Linked DNA regions of Homo sapiens: region 2 is linked to region 1. Evidence: read pairs that join two places in POLR2A ChIA-PET (ENCODE). Cell type or tissue: GM12878. All regions are shown on one strand.

Region 1 (8,000 bases):
CAGGCTGGAGTGCAGTATCGTGATCTTGGCTCACTGCAACCTCTACCTCCCGGGTTCAAGCAATTCTCCTGCCTCAGTCTCCCGTATAGCTGGGAGGTGCCCTCCACCACGCCTGGCTAATTTTTGTATTTTTAGTAGAGACAGGGTTTCACCATGTTGGCCAGGCTGGTCTTGAACTCCTGACCTCAGGTGATCCGCCTGCCTCGACCTCCCAAAGTGCTGGGATTAGAGGTGTGAGCCACTGTGCCCAGCCTGTCCTGTCTTATAAAGGCGTAAAGGTTATCTGAATGATGTTCACTCCTAGATTCCAAACTTTTTATCTAGCAGTGTGAAATTTTAATCTACCAGTAAAGAAATTGAAAAAATTTGCTCAATAGGGTAACATTTTTTAAGGAGGGGTGGTTTTCCAATCACTCTTTAACATTTACATGGCTAGATTGATGTGTTGCCATCAAAAGGATTGAAACAGTTGGTCACATGTATTGCTACTGCCGTGGACAGGTTGGCCAGAAGACCTTTGAAGTATTGCACCGTTAGGTTCTGTGAAATTTGGTGTGAATAGCATGACATTCTTTCTGTGCACTACAGTTTGGCCTTTAATAAGTGTCCATGCATAAATTTATGTGTTACTGTGTCATTCTCTTATTTTATAATTCAGATAGTAATTCTCAGTTTCTCACCTGAGTGTATAGAGAATTTGAAAGTTTTGCTTATTTATTTATTTTGAGACGGATTCTTGCTGTGTCAACCAACTTAGCCTTCACCTTCAGTGCATTCCCAGGAAGATAGTTGTAACTGAGCTGGTGAAGAAAAAAAAATTCTTCAATTTCTTTTGAGAACTCATGAATTTACATATATAGGTACCACCCTTTATGAACATTTTGATTGTTGCATGACTTTGTACTATGAAAGCCTTTAAATCTACCTAATATTATACTGTAAGTTCCTAACTTTGTCAAATATATTGGGTAGATATCACCGAAGAGTATAACTAAGGTTAGAATCTGGGCATTTTTAATTTCCAAATTAAACTTTCTATTCTGGCTCCGCGAATACTTGATAATTACAGGGAGAGTAAAATAGAATATGATAAAGTTTTATCAAAATAGAAAAATTAAAATGTAGCTTATGTGTGACTTTTGTGTTGTGTTCTAGATTCAGTTGTGTTGAGGGTATAAAAGGACTGATGAATAAAGGATACTGTTATGGTGCACGGAGGTATTAGAGGAGGACAGTGAGATTTTTACCCATTATTTTATAGGTTTATAAATTGAGTGAAGAAGGCTTTGGAAGTTGGCTTTGTTTTTTTTGTTTTTTGTTTTTTTTTGAGATGGAGTTTCACTCTTGTTGCCCAGGCTGGAGTGCAGTGGCGCGATCTCTGCTCACTGCAACCTCCGCCTCCCGAGTTCAAGTGAATCTCCTGCCTCAGCCTCCCGAGTAGCTGGGATTACAGGCGCCTACCACCATGCCCGGCTGATTTTTTGTATTTTTGGTAGAGACAGGGTTTCACCATGTTGGTCAGGCTGGTCGCGAACTCCTGACCTCAGGCGATCCACCCGCCTCGGCCTCCCAAAGTGCTGGGATTACAGGTGTGAGCCACCACACTTGGCCCGGAAGTTGTGCATTTTTAATTCTGTTGTTAATTTTGTTGATGCACTGCTTAGTAAATCTTTAATGAGCTGCCTAAACTGTGTCACATTAGCTCTTTCTTTTGTTGGTTATTGTGAAGACTTTGTTGATTTGTGTGTATGTGTATCTCTCTCATTCTCTCCTCTTGCTCTCTGTCTTTCTTTAAAAAAAACCAACCATTCTCAGTGTTGTGTATAAATTGAATTTTTGTGGCTGGATATGAGCAAATAGTATTGGTGGTACTTTTAGTGGATATTTTTCATTTAATTTCTTGAAAGCTTTTCTCCTTTGGTTAAACTAGAATAGCTTTTGCTCTTTTTTCACTTTATTCCCTGGAACATCTGTGTTCCAGAGAATATGCTTGAATTTCTCACTGATACTCTTAAAGCTTCTGTGAACCGAAATATTTTAGAGATATATTTCTCTACCTTCTCACCTGTAGGGAACACCTTTTATTGTACTATATACAGATGCTCTTTGATTTACGATGAGGTTATGTCCCTGTAAACTTATTGTAAGTTGAAAATAGCCTAAGTCAGAAATGCATTTAATACAGCTAACCTACTAAACGTCATAGCTTAGCCTAGCTTACCTTAAATGTGTTCGAAATGCTTACATTAGCTTACAGTTGGACAAAATTATTTAATATAAAGCCTATTTTATTTATTTATTTATTGTATTTATTTATTTATTTTGACACAGAGTCTTGCTCTGTCACCCAGGCTAGAGCACAGTGGCGCAGTCTTGGCTCACTGCAACCTCTGCCTCCTGGGTTCAAGTGATTCTTCTGCCTCAGCCTCCTGAGTAGCTGGAATTACAGGTGCTCGCCACCACGTCTGGCTAATTTTTGTATTTTTAGTAGAAATGGGGATTCACCATGTCGGCCAGGCTGGTCTTGAACTCCTGACCTCAGGTGATCCACCCACCTTGGCCTCCCAAAGTGCTGGGATTATAGGGATGAGCCACTGCGCCCAGCCCAAAGCCTATTTTGTAATAAAGTGTTGGATATCTTATGTAATTTATTGAATATTATACCAAAGGTGTAAACCAGAATGGTTGTATGTGTACTTGAAGTACAGTTTCTACTGAATGTGTATCACCTTCACACCATCGTAAAGTCGAAAAATTTTAAGTTGAGCCATTGTAAGTTGGGGAATGTACATGCTTGGCAAGTGGTCTTCTAATCTGTGTGTGAAAATCACTAGTAGCTTACCAATTCACCATGAATTCCTTGTTTATTTTTAGGCAGTATTTTAGAAAGCTTACATATCTATACATATAACATTACTTTTTAAAAAATTATTATTATTATTATTATTTTGAGACGGAGTCTCACTCTGTTGCCAGGCTGGAGTACAGTGGCGCATTCTTGGCTCACTGCAACCTCTGCCTCTTAGGTTCAAGCAATTCGCCTGCCTCAGCCTCCTGAGTGGCTGGAACTACAGGCATGCGCCACCATGCCCAGCTAATTTTTTTTTTTTTTTTTTGAGATGGAGTCTTGCTCTGTTGCCCAGGCTGGAGTGCAGTGGCATCATCTCGGCTGACTGCAACCTCTGCCTCCCAGGTTCAGGCGATTCTCCTGCCTCAGCCTCCCAAGTAACTGGGATTACAGGTGTGTGCCACCACACCCAGCTAATTTTTTTTTTTTTTTGTATTTTTAGTAAAGGTGGGGTTTCACCATGTTGGCCAGGCTGGTCTCGAACTCCTGACCTTGTGATCTGCCCCCCCGCCCCCTCAGTCTCCCAAAGTGCTGGGATTATAGGCTTGAGCTACCACGCCTGGCCAAATTTTGTATTTTTAATAGAGACAGGTTTCACCATGTTGGCCAGGATGGTCTTGATCTTTTGACTTGTGATCTGCCTGCCGTGGCTTCCCAAAGTGCTGTGATTACAGGCATGAGCCATCGTGCCTGGCCTTAAAAATTATTTTTAATGTGGCCGGGCATGGTGGCTCACGCCTGTAATCCCAGCACTTTAGGAGGCCAAGGCGGGTGGATCATGAGGTCAGGAGATCGAGACCACAGTGAAACCCCATCTCTACTAAAAATACAAAAAATTAGTCGTCATGGTGGTGGGCGCCTGTAGTCCCAGCTACTCGGGAGGCTGAGGCAGGAGAATGGCGTGAACCCAGGAGGCGGAGGTTGCAGTGAGCCCAGATTGCGCCACTGTACTCCAGCCTGGGCGACAGAGCAAGACTCCGTGTCAAAAAAGAAAAAAAAATTATTTTTAATGAGACAAGATTTTGCTCTCTTGCCCAGGCTGGAATGCAGTTGTGTGATCATGGCTCACTACAGCCCTCACTTCCTGGGCTCAAGTGATTCTTGCGCCTTAGTCTCCCAAGTAGCTGAGACCACAGGCACATGCCACCATACCCAGCTAATTTTTAAAATAAATTTTGTGGGGATGGGAATCTCGCTGTGTTGTCCAGGCAGGTCTCGAACTCTTGGGCTCAAGCAGTCCTCCTACCTCGGCCTCCTAAAGTGCTGAGATGTAATCCGTGTTCCAGAGCACTTTGGGAGGCTGAGGCAGGAGAATTGCTTGAGCTTAGGAGTTAGAGGCTGCAGTGACCTAGGATTGCACCACTGTGTTCCAGCCTTGGGGATAAAACACAACCTTGTTTCTTTCTTTCTTTCTTTTTTTTTTTTTTTTTTTTCCAAGTATGTTTCTAGGCCAGGTGCGGTGGCTCACACCTGTAATCCCAGCACTTTGGGAGGGCCAGGCGGGCGGATCACCTGAGGTCAGGAGTTCAAGACCAGCCTGATCAATATGGAGAATCCCTGTTTCTACTAAAAGCATAAAATTAGCTGGGCGTGGTGGCACATGCTTCTAATCCCAGCTACTGGGAAGGCTGAGGCAGGAGAATCGCTGGAACCCGGGAGGCGGAGGTTGCAAGATTGCGACATTGGATTCCAGCCTGGGCAACGAGCGAAACTCCGTCTCAAAAAAAAAAAAAGTATGTTTCTGGTGTCAAAAAGTCCTGGGTTCAAATTTCTGCTCCACCGTTTAGTTAGTTGTAAGATCTTTTACTTAACTTCTCTGTGCCTGACAGATTGTAAATGTCCAGTAAATGTTAGTTATGTTTTACTTTTCATTTTTTAAAATTTTATAGCGATGGGGTCTTGCTGTGTTGCCCAGGCTAGTCTCAAACTCCTAGGCTCAAGCAGTCCTCCCACCTTAGCCTCCCAAAGTGGTGAGATTACAGGCATGAGCCATGGTACCCAGCCTGTTAGTCATTCTTGTAAAAAAGATAATGGTAAACCTGGCACATAGATGTGTGCGTGCGTGAGTGTGTGTTTGTGTTAAAATGTACATAACATAAAATTTACCATCTTAGGCTGGGCGTGATGGCTCACGCCTGTAGTCCCAGCACTTTGGGAGGCCAAGGCAGGCAGATCATGAGGTCAGGAGTTCAAGATCAGTCTTAGCAACATGGTGAAACCCAGTCTCTACTAAAAATACAAAAATTAGCTGAACGTGGTGGCGCATGCCTGTAATCCCAGCTACTCAGGAGGCTGAGGCAGAAGAATCGCTTGAACCCAGGAGGCGGAGGTTGCAATGAGCCGAGATCATGCCACTGCACTCCAGCCTGGGTGACAGAGCAAAACTCCATCTCAAACAACACAAAAAAAATTAGCTGGGTGTGGTGGCAGGCATTTGTAGTCCCAGCTACTCAGGAGGCTGAGACAGGAGAATTGCTTGTACCTGGGAGGCAGAGGTTGCAGTGAGCCGAGCTCACGCCACTGCATCCCAACCTGGGTGACAGAGCGAGACTCCATCTCAAAAAAAAAAAAAAAAAAATTTACCCTTTTAAAGTATACAGTTTAGTGGCATTAAATACATTGATGTTGTGTAACCAACACCAGCATTAATCTCCAGAACTTCTTCATCTTCCCAAACTGAAACTTTGTATATATTGAACTATAACTCCCATTCTCCCCTCTCCGCAGTTCCTGGCAGTCACCATTCTACTTTGTTTCTATAAATTTGACTACTTCAGGTACTTCATATAAATGGAATCATACCACATTTGTCCTTTTGTGTCTGGCTTATTACACTGAAAATATCTTCATGATTTATCCATGTTGTAGCATGTATCAGAATTTCATTTTTTAAGGCTGAATAATATTCCTTTGTATGTAAATATCTCATTTTGTTTATCCATTCATCGGTTGGTGGATATCTGGATTGTTTCCGCCTTCGGCTGTTGCAAACAAGGCTGCTGTGAACATGACTGGGCAGATATCTGCTTGAGTCCCTGCTTTCGATTGTTTTGCGTATAGGATATATATCCAGAATTGAAATTGTTAGATCATGATAATTCATGATAATTCGGTTTTTGAGTAATTGTTACAGTTTTCCACAGTAACTGTATCATTTACATTTCTGTCAGCAATGCACAAAGGTTCCAGTCCCTCCACGTCCCTGCCAACACTTGTTATTATTTTTTGTTTGTTTGTTTTTGAATAGGAATTCTAGTGGATGTGAGGTGCTGTCTCATTGTGGTTTTGATTTGTAATTCCCTAAGATTAGTGATGTTGATCATCTTTTCAGGTGCTTATTGGCTATTCGTATATTTCCTTTGGAGACATGTCTATTCAGATCCTTTGCTTAGTTTTTAATTGGGTTTTTGTTGTTGTTTTTGTTTCTAAGTTGTAGGAGTTCTTTGTATATTCTGGATTTTAATCCATTATCCACATATATGATTCTCATTCAGTGGGTTGCCCTTTCACTCTGTAGTGTCCTTTGATGCACAAAAAATTTAATTTTGATGAAGTCCAGTTTATCTGTTGTTTTTTTTTCCTTTTTTGCCTGTGCTTTTGGTGTCTAATAAATCATTGTCAAGTCCAACATCATGAAGCATCTAAGAGTGTTAGCTCTTCTGTTTAGTCTTTCATTTATTTTGTGTTTTTTCTCATTTTTTTAAATTTACTTTTTGTATTGTATCATTTTTGTATTGCTGTAAATGTGTTACAGCAACTTGTAAAAGAACAATATTTTGTGTTAATTTTTTGTTGTTAAGACAGAGTCTGGCTCTGTCGCCCAGGCTGGAGTGCAGTGGCACAATCTTGGTTCACTGCAACCTCTGCCTCCCAGATTCAAGTGATTCTCCTGCTTCAGCCTCCCGAGTGGCTGGAACTACAGGCACACGCCACCACACCTGGCTAATTTTTGTATTTTTTAGTAGAGATGGGGTTTCACCATATTGGCCAGGCTGGTCTCGAACTCCTGACCTCAAATCAAGTGAGATCAAGAGAGCCTCTGGCTCTCCAAGTGCTGAGACTACAGGTATGAGCCACCACGCCTGGCCCCACACTGTTTTGTGTGTGTGTGTGTGGGGTGCGGGGGAGGGGAGCTTTTTTTTTTTTTTTTGAGAGGGAACCTCCCTCTGTCACCAGGCTGGAGTGCAGTGGCGTGATCTCGGCCCAGTGCAACCTCCGACTCCCAGTTTCAAGCGATTCTCCTGTCTCAGCCTCCCTAGTAGCTGAGATTACAGATGTATGCCACCACACCCAGCTAATTTTTGTATTTTTAGTAGAGGTAGGGTTTCACCATGTTGGCCAGGCTGGTCTCGAACTCTTGACCTCAGGTGATCTGCCCACCTCGGCCTCCCAAAGTGCTGGGATTACAGGCGTGAGCCACTGCACCCGGCTTTTTTTTTTTTTGTTTGAGAGACTGGTTCTTGCTATGTTGCCCAGGCATGGTTTCAAACTCCTGGGCTCAAGCAGTTTTCCTGCTTCAGCCTCCCGAGTAGCTGGGATTACAGGCAGGTGCCACTATGCCGGGCTACCACACTGTTTTGATTACTGTAGTTACGTAGTAAGTTTTGGAATCAGGAAGAATGAGTCGTCTGACTTTGTTCTTTTTTTTTTTTTTTTTTTTTTCCAAAATTGTTTTGGCTGTTTGGGCTTCCTTGAGATGCCATATGAATTTTAGGATGGGTTTTTCTTTTCACATAGTTTTTTACTTTGGGCTAAAAATCTGAATGGGATTCTGCTCAGTTATAGATAGTTTTTATTTCACCTAGGCCCTTGAATCACTGTATTTTTCTTATTTTTTTTGAGACCGAGTCAGGCTCTGTCACCCAGGCTGGAGTGCGGTGGCGTGATCTCTGCTCACTGCAACCTCCACCTCCCGGGTCCAAGAGATTCTCCCTGTCTCAGCCTCCCAAGTAGCTGAGACTACAGGGCGCCTGCCACCACGCCCGGCTAATTGTTTGTATTTTTATTAGAGACGGAGTTTCACCATATTGGTCAGGCTGGGTATTTTTCTTTATGTATTGTGTTGCTCTTGGCCAGGTGCAGTGGCTCATGCCTGTAACCCCAGCACTTTGGGAAGCTGTGGCAGGCAGATCACCTGAGGTCAGGAGTTCGA
Region 2 (8,000 bases), 54 kb after region 1:
ACATATGCAATTTGATTGTTTCTCTTTTCTTTTTTGGAGATAGGGTCTTGCCTTGTCACCTAGGCTGGAGTGTAGTGATACAGTCATGGCTCACTTCAGCCTTTACATAGACCCAAGTGATCCTCACGCCTCAGCCTCCTGAGTAGCCGGGGCTTTGTTTATGAGACATGGTCTCGCTCTGTTCCCCAGGCTGGAATGCAATGGCATGATCTCGGCTCACTGCAGCCTTGACCTCCTGAGCTCAAGCGATCCTCCCACCTCAGCCTCCTGGGTAGCTGGGACCGCAGGTGCATGCCACCATCCTGGGCTAATTTTTCTATTTTTTGTAGAGATGGGGCTTTGCCATGTTGCCTAGGCTGGTCTTGAACTCGTGTTTTTTGTAGACATGGGGTTTTGCCATGTTGCCCAGGCTGATCTTGAACTCTTGCCCACCTTGGCCTCCCAAAGTGCTGGGATTACAGGTGTAAGCCACCATGCCCCCAGCCTGATTTCTGGATTTTTAACTCAATAAAGGGAATGATGATGTCTTTATTATAAATATGGACTATAAGAAGAGAAATAAGTTAGATTGGAAGGAAGGATATCCCGTCACTCTCCCATAACTCACCAGGCAGAAGAAAGAACAACCTTATAGGAAGGGGGAAGAATTCAGAACTATCTAGTTTGAGACCTTGATCCTATTCTTGAAGTCAGCCACATTTTAACATTCTTGTTACTGGGCCTCTTCTCTATTTGAGAGCAATTGCATCTCCAGATTTCTCCAGTTACTATATTATCCTTGAATTCACTGTCAAATTATTTGTATTTCTTACAATACTAGGTAGGTGCTTCAAAACTGAATGATTTCAAAAGAATCTTCACTTGACCTCTTCAATGAGATGGAAGTTCTTATTGCTTCCAGCCTTCAGAAAGAAGGTCTTGTTGGATTATCTAATTCAGAGTTTTAAAAAACATTACGTAGGGGTAAACAGGTCTTGGACCTCTGGCTGATTGATGTCTCCTGTGGCAGAAGGCAAACTACAAAGGAGCTCTTCTTCACATGTAAGAATGGATGATGATTTCAGCGCTTCTTGATTATAAATATCTTAAGGACTCATGTTCCAGGACCATTCCAGAGACATCTCTCTCTCCTTTTTTACCTCCCACTTTCTAACTTGATAAGGGGACTATAGTGAATATAGTGACTAAGTTTTACATATTTTATCAATGTGAAAAGTTTATCAGGTGCCACTAATTTAATTAGTGCCTACAGTAGAAAAGGGCATCCGTTTTCTATGAAGGGACACTATATCAAAGGCAAGTTATAATTACACACACACACATTTGAGAGTCTCCCTCTGTCGCCCAGGCTAGAGTGCAGTGGCGCGATCTTGGCTCACTGCAACCTCCGCCTCCCGGGTTCAAGCGATTTTCCTGCCTCAGCCTCCCGAGTAGCTGGGACTCCAAGTGCGCACCACCACACCCAGCTAAATTTTGTATTTTTGGTGGAGACAGGGTTTCACTATGTTGGCCAGGCTGGTCTCAAACTCCTGACCTCAGGTGATCCGCCTGCCTTGGCCTCCTAAAGTGCTGGGCATTGCTGGTGTGAGCCACTGCGCCCGGCCAATTTATATATATATATATATATATGCATATGCATATGTATATTTAAGTTATGCTTTATAAGGAATTATAAAGCATACTGTTTATTCCTTTTTACATACAAAAGGAAGACATAGTAGTCCAGGTTTCTTATCTGATATGTTTTTTCCCCAAGGCAAATAGGGCTGTGATGATTAACATAATCATTTCAGTCTTCAGATGAAACCCTATCATCTGCATGCAAAAAGGAATTTAATCCCTTACAAGCCAACAAGTAACCATATCCATAGTATCTGGAGGGCTAGGCTACTTGCATTTCATACTGCTCAATTAAATGTCATGGACTGTCCATGTTCTGCCACATTACTTTCCAGTTCTGAGTGGTCAAGTTAAAGGCATTCTTTTTTCTTTCTTTCTTTTTTTTGGTTAGTTGGTTTATTTATTAGAGATGGGGGTCTCGCTATGTTGCCCAGATCTTGAACTCTTGGCCTCAAGTGATCCTTCCACCTCAGTTTCCCAAAGTGCTGGGATTACAGGTGTGTGCTACCGTGCTCAGTAGACATTTTTAGAAAAAGGAATCCATTGTGTTCAGCTTATTTGTTTTAATTTTTTTAATCTTAAAGTTTTAAATGTTTTTAGTTTTTAAATTTTAAATTGAAAATATTTAAGCATATAGAAAAATAGAGTAGTACGAGCAACAGCTGTGTAACTACCATCTTGTTCAGCAGTGAATATTTTGCCATATTTGCTTGGCACATACCAATATGCTGTTGATATATAGCATAAACATTTTTTCTAAACCACTTCAAAGTAAGTTTTAGACTTTCACCTCTAAATACTTAAGATTGCTGTGGTAGGCAAAATAATGCCCCTTCTCCCAAGATGTCTATACTCCAGCCCCCATAACCTGTGAATATGTTCCGTTTCATGGCAACAGAGAATTAAGATGGCAGATGGAATTAAGGTTGCTAATCAGTTGACCTTAAAATGTGGAAATTATTCTAGATTATCCAGGTGGGCCAATATAATCATAAGGGTCCTAAAGGAGGCAGAAGAGTGTCAAAGAGTTGGCAGTCAGAGGAGTAGGCCTGATACTTGAAGATGAGGAAAGTGGCCATGAACCCAGCAGAGTAGATTGTCTGTAGCAGGGAACAGCAGGACAATGGATTTTCCTCTAGAGACTCCAGAAGAAATGTAGGAGCTGACTGGGCACGGTGACTCATGCCTGTAATCCCAGCACTTTGGGAGGCCAAGGCGGATGAATCAGTTGAGGCCAGGAGTTCGAGACCAGCCTGGGCAACATGGCAAAAACCCATCTTTACAAAAAATACAAAAATTAGCTGGGCGTGGTGATGCGCACCTGTAGTCCCAGCTACTCCCAGTCCCAGAGGCTGAGGTGGGAGAATCGCTTGAGCTGCAGGAGGCAGAGGTTGCAGTGAGCCGAGATCATGCCACTGTACTCCAGCCCAGGTGACAGAGCCAGACCCTGTGTAAAAAAAAAATATATAAAATAAGTAGGAGCCATACTCATACCTTGAATTTAGCCTAATTAGACCCATTTTAGACTTAATGACTTTCTGAATGAAAGGTAATACAATTTGTATTGTGTTTAAGCCACTAAATTTGTGGTAATTTATTATAGCAGCCATAGAAAACTAATAGTAGGCTGGGCTCACGCCCGTAATCCCAGCACTTTGGGAGGGGGAAGGTGGGTGGATCACTAGAGGTCAGGAGTTTGAGACCTGCCTGGCCAACATAGGAAAACCCTGTCTCTACTAAAAATACAAAAATTAGCCGGGCGTGGGGACACCTGTCTGTAATCCCAGCTACTCGGGAGGCTGAGGTGAGAGAATCACTTGAGCCCAGGAGGCAGAAGTTACAGTGAGCTGAGATCTTGCACTCCAGTCTGGGCAACAGAGCAAGACTCTGTCTCAAAAACAACAACAACAAAAAAAAAAAACAAAAAGAAAGCTAATGCTACAGTTACGTTTCAAAAAAATACGGACAATCTCCTATTCAACCACAATACCATTATAACCAACAAGATTAATAATAATTCCCTAATATTATTTAATACTTAGTCCATTTGAAAATTTACCCAGTTCCCCATAGTATCTTTTGTAGCTGTGTTTAAACCAAGATTCAATCAAAGATTATACATTATATTTGATTATGTCTGTAAGTCTCTCTTAACCTAGAACAGTCTGTATCACCACCTCTTTTTTTTTATATCAACTTTTTTGAAGAGACCGTGCTCATTGATTTGAAATATGTTCCACATTGTAGATTTGTCAGATTGTTTCCATGTTAATTGTCTCAATGCCTGCAGTGAAAAGTTTGATCCCTACGGTAAGGTAACAGCAAGATTGTTCCATTGTTAAGATGTGTTTTTCCTTTTGCAATTAGTCGTCTGTGGAGTTATTTTGTTTATATGAACTGAACTAGTTCTTATGAAAATAAATGTTAAATTTCCAGACCAGCATATTTTATAATGGCAGTATAATAGACTATATAACCTAAAACACTTCTGCTATTTCATTACAAAACACCTAGTAATGCTGGATGAAATGTAACAACTATTTTTTAATTTTTAAACAAACTTTTAAAAATGTATAGCTAGTTGAGCCTGAAAGAATTAAGGAAAATTCTCAGGGACTGCAAATGAAAGAGGAACTGAAAATGAGCAGTATGCATGTTACTTAATGCTGTGGTATTTCTGGGTGCTTTGCCTAGTCTCAGTTACTGAAAGGCTTGGTTTTTGTTTGTTTGTTTGTTTGTTTTTTGAGACGGAGTCTTGCTCTGTCGCCCAGGCTGGAGTGCAGTGGCAAGATCTCGGCTCACTGCAAGCTCCACCTCCCGGGTTCACACCATTCTCCTCTCTCAGCCTCCCGAGTAGCTGGGACTACAGGTGCCCACCACCAAGCCCAGCTAATTTTTTTGTATTTTTAGTAGAGACGGGGTTTTACCATGTTAGCCAGGACGGTCTCGATCTCCTGACCTCACGATCCGCCCGTTTCAGCCTCCCAAAGTGCTGGGATTACAGGTGTGAGCCACCGTGCCTGGCCTAAAGGCTTCGTTTTAATGTCCATGAGCCTTAGGCCTGTATGGAACAGAGTTAGAAATGCAAATCTCTATATAAAGCAGGGAGCCTTGAAGGTTCATACTCAAGAGAAAGGAAGGGACCACAGAAAATTCCATCTACTAGTTTGAGGAAACAAGGAAACTTCTGTGTCTCAGCTTGGGCTCTGGCTGGGGGTAGATGGGAATGTCTCCTGAAAATTTATGTTTGGACTCAAGAATATACAATAAGGAAAGGATCAATAGGGCAAGGATAGTCCCTCCAACAAATGTTGTTGGGAAAAGTGGATATCCACAGCAAAATAATGAAATTATCTTGTACTGTACACAAAAATCAACCCAAAATGGATTAAAGAGTTAAACATAAGACCTGAAACTATAAAACTCATAAGAAGAAAACAGGGAAAAAGCATTATGACATTGGTCTTGGCAATGATTTCGTGGATATGACATCAAAAACACAGGCAACAAAAGCAAGTGGAACTGCATCAACCTAAAAAGCTTCTGCACAGCAAACAGCAGAATGGAAAGGCAATCTACAAAATGTGAGGAAATGTTTGTGAACCATATATTTGATAAGGGGTTAATCTCCAACATATGTAAGGAACTCATACAACTCAGTAGCAAAAAATATATGTATATTAAAAAATAGGCGCTTCACTGCCGTCCGTTGATTTATTTCTCCAGGAAGAAAAATGGCATCTGTTGCAGTTGATCCACAACTGAGTGTGATGACTCGGGTGGTCAACCTGCCCTTGATGAGCTCCACATATGACCCCATGTCCTCAGCCCATGTCAGTACAAAGGACCAGTGTCCTACTTGAAGTCTGTGTGTGAGATGGCAGGGAAGGGTGTGAAGACCATCACCTCGGTGGCCATGACCAGTGTGCTCTGCCCATCATCCAGAAGCTAGAGCTGCAAATTGCAGTTGCCAATATCCGTGTCTGTAAGGGGCTAGACAGGATTGAGGAGAGACTGCCTATTCTGAATCAGCCATCAACTCAGGTTGTTGCCAATGCCAAAGGTGCTGTGACTGGGGCAAAAGATGCTGTGACGACTACTGTGACTGGGGCCAAGGATTCATCACAGGGTTGATGGACAAGACCAAAGGGGTAGTGACTGGCACTGTGGAGAAGACCCAAGTCTGTGTCAGTGGCAGCATTAACACAAGCTTAGGAAGTCAGATAATGCAGCTCATGAGCAGTGGCTTGGAACATGCGCTCACCAAATCAGAGCTCTTGGTAGGACAGTACCTCCCTCTCACTGGGGAAGAACTAGAAAAAGAAGCAAAAAAAGTTGAAGGATATGATATGGTTCAGAAGCCAAGTTGTTATGTTAGACTGGGATCCCTGTCTACCAAGCTTCACTCCCTGTCTACCAAGCTTCACTTCGTATGAGCAGGCTCTCAGCAGGGTTAAAGAAGCTAAGCAAAAAAGCCAAGAGACCATTTCTCAGCTCCGTTCTTCTGTTCACTTGATTGAATTTGCCAGGAAGAGTGTGCATAGTGCCAATCAGAAAATTCAGGATGCTCAGGATAAGCTCTAGCTCTCATGGGTGGAGTGGAAAAGGAATATTGGATACGATGATACTGATGAGTCCCACTGTGCAGAGCACATCGAGTCACGTACTCTTGCTATTGCCTGCAACCTGACTTAGCAGCTCCAGACCACATGCCACGGCCTTCTGTCCAACATCCATGATGACCACAGAACATCCAAGGTCAGGCCAAGCATATGAGGGTGATGGCAGGCGACATCTACTCAGTGTTCTGCAATGCTGCCTCCTTTGAGGAAGTGTCTGACAGCCTCCACTTCTAGCAAGGGGCAGCTGCAGAAAATGAAGGAATCTTTAGATGACTTGATGGATTTCTTGTTAACAACATGCCCCTCAACTGGCTGGTAGGTCCCTTTCACCCTCAACTGACTGAGTCTCAGAATGCTTAGGACCAAAGTGCAGAGATGGACAAGAGCAGCCAGGAGGCCCAGCGATCTGAGCACAAAACTCATTAAACTTGCCCCTGTCACCAGTGAATGATGCGGCCAGCCAGTTAACACCTTTCGTTATGTTGAAATTAACCCTGCTAGGCAACCCTAAATTGGGAAGCAAGTAGCTAGTAAAAAGGCCCTCAATTATAGTTATTTCCAGCTGGATTAAGAGCTTTAAAGTTTCTGGCTTTAGCAGATGATTTCTGTTCACCTGGTAAGAAAAGAATGCTAGGCTTGTTAGAGCCTAGCCAGAACTCACAAAAAATTCAAGTGCACTTATGTTCTCATTCTGTGGCCATTGTGTTACCCTCTGTTACTGTTTGTGTTGAATAAAAACATCTTCATGCGGGCTGGGGTAGAAACTGGTGTCTGCTCTGGTATGATCTGAGCAGGCCTCTTTACTGATTTATCTCATGATGATTGCTTGTACAACTTGATTTTAGTTTTTTATTTCTCAAATAGGAATACTACCTTTGAATTCAATATAATTCACTGTAAGATTAAAAAAAAAATGGACAAAGGACCTGAATAGACATTCTCCAAAGAAGACATAAAAGTGGCCAAGTATATGAAAAATTGCTCAACATTGCTAATCATCAGAGAAGTACACATCAAAACCACAATGAAATATCATCACTTCACACCTGTCAATGTCAAGATGGCTATTTTTTTTAAGTGGCAAGGGAGTGAAGAAATTGGAACCCTTGCACACTGTTGGTGGGAATGCAAAATGGTACAAGCGGCCACTATGGAAAACAGTATGGAGGTTCCTTGACATATTAAATATAGAACTACCAGATGGTCTAGCAATCATGCTTCTAGATATTTATCCAAAATAAAATCAGGATCCCAAAGAGTGACAACATGGATGAAGCTTGAGGACATTATGCTAAGGGAAATAATACAGTCACAGAAAGATAAATAACTATGTGAGTCTACTTATGTGAGGTATCTAGTCAGATTCATAGGTTGACAGAGTCAAATGGTGGTTGCCAAAGGCTGAGGGGGAGGAGAAATTGGGGAGTTGCTAAACAATGTATGTAAAATTAATGTCAAACGGGAAAAAGCTCTAGAGATCTGCCATACAACACTGTACCTATAGTCAACATTAATGTATTGTACACTTGAAAATTTGTTAAGAGGGTAGATCTTGTGTTAAGTGTTTTTACCACAATAAAACAAAAAAAAACTTTTTTTTTTTTGAGGTGGAGTCTTGCTCTGTCACCCAGGCTGTAGTGTAGTGGCGCGTTCCCGGCTCACTGCAACCTCCGCCTCCTAGGTTCAAGCGATTCTCCTGCCGCAGCCTCCTGAGTAGCTGAGATTATAGGCGCACACCACCACGCCTGGCTAATTTTT

What was found. ChIA-PET counts read pairs that join two places held together with the same protein. Peaks named below come from ENCODE experiments on the same cell type or tissue, not always from the same donor. Only the 100,000 strongest peaks of a DNase experiment are listed, where the experiment ranks them.
Region 2: POLR2A ChIA-PET joins it to region 1 with 10 read pairs; 13 of 35 experiments call an interaction of 5 or more read pairs at or near these places.

What each region holds. Positions count from the first base shown.
Region 1 is chr1:153,905,064-153,913,063 of GRCh38, reverse strand. The region is part of intron 1 of GATAD2B (GATA zinc finger domain containing 2B); the gene reads left to right. Among named protein-coding and RNA genes, the nearest start is that of GATAD2B, 14 kb to the left of the region's middle. RefSeq lists an enhancer at 7,890-8,000. In GM12878, no CTCF peak of the experiment used is centred here; no DNase peak of the experiment used is centred here.
Region 2 is chr1:153,850,767-153,858,766 of GRCh38, reverse strand. The region is part of intron 1 of GATAD2B (GATA zinc finger domain containing 2B); the gene reads left to right. It also overlaps the pseudogene LOC645965. Among named protein-coding and RNA genes, the nearest start is that of GATAD2B, 68 kb to the left of the region's middle. In GM12878, no CTCF peak of the experiment used is centred here; a DNase peak (open chromatin) is centred at 4,286; H3K4me3 peaks cover 589 bases; H3K27ac peaks cover 1,860 bases.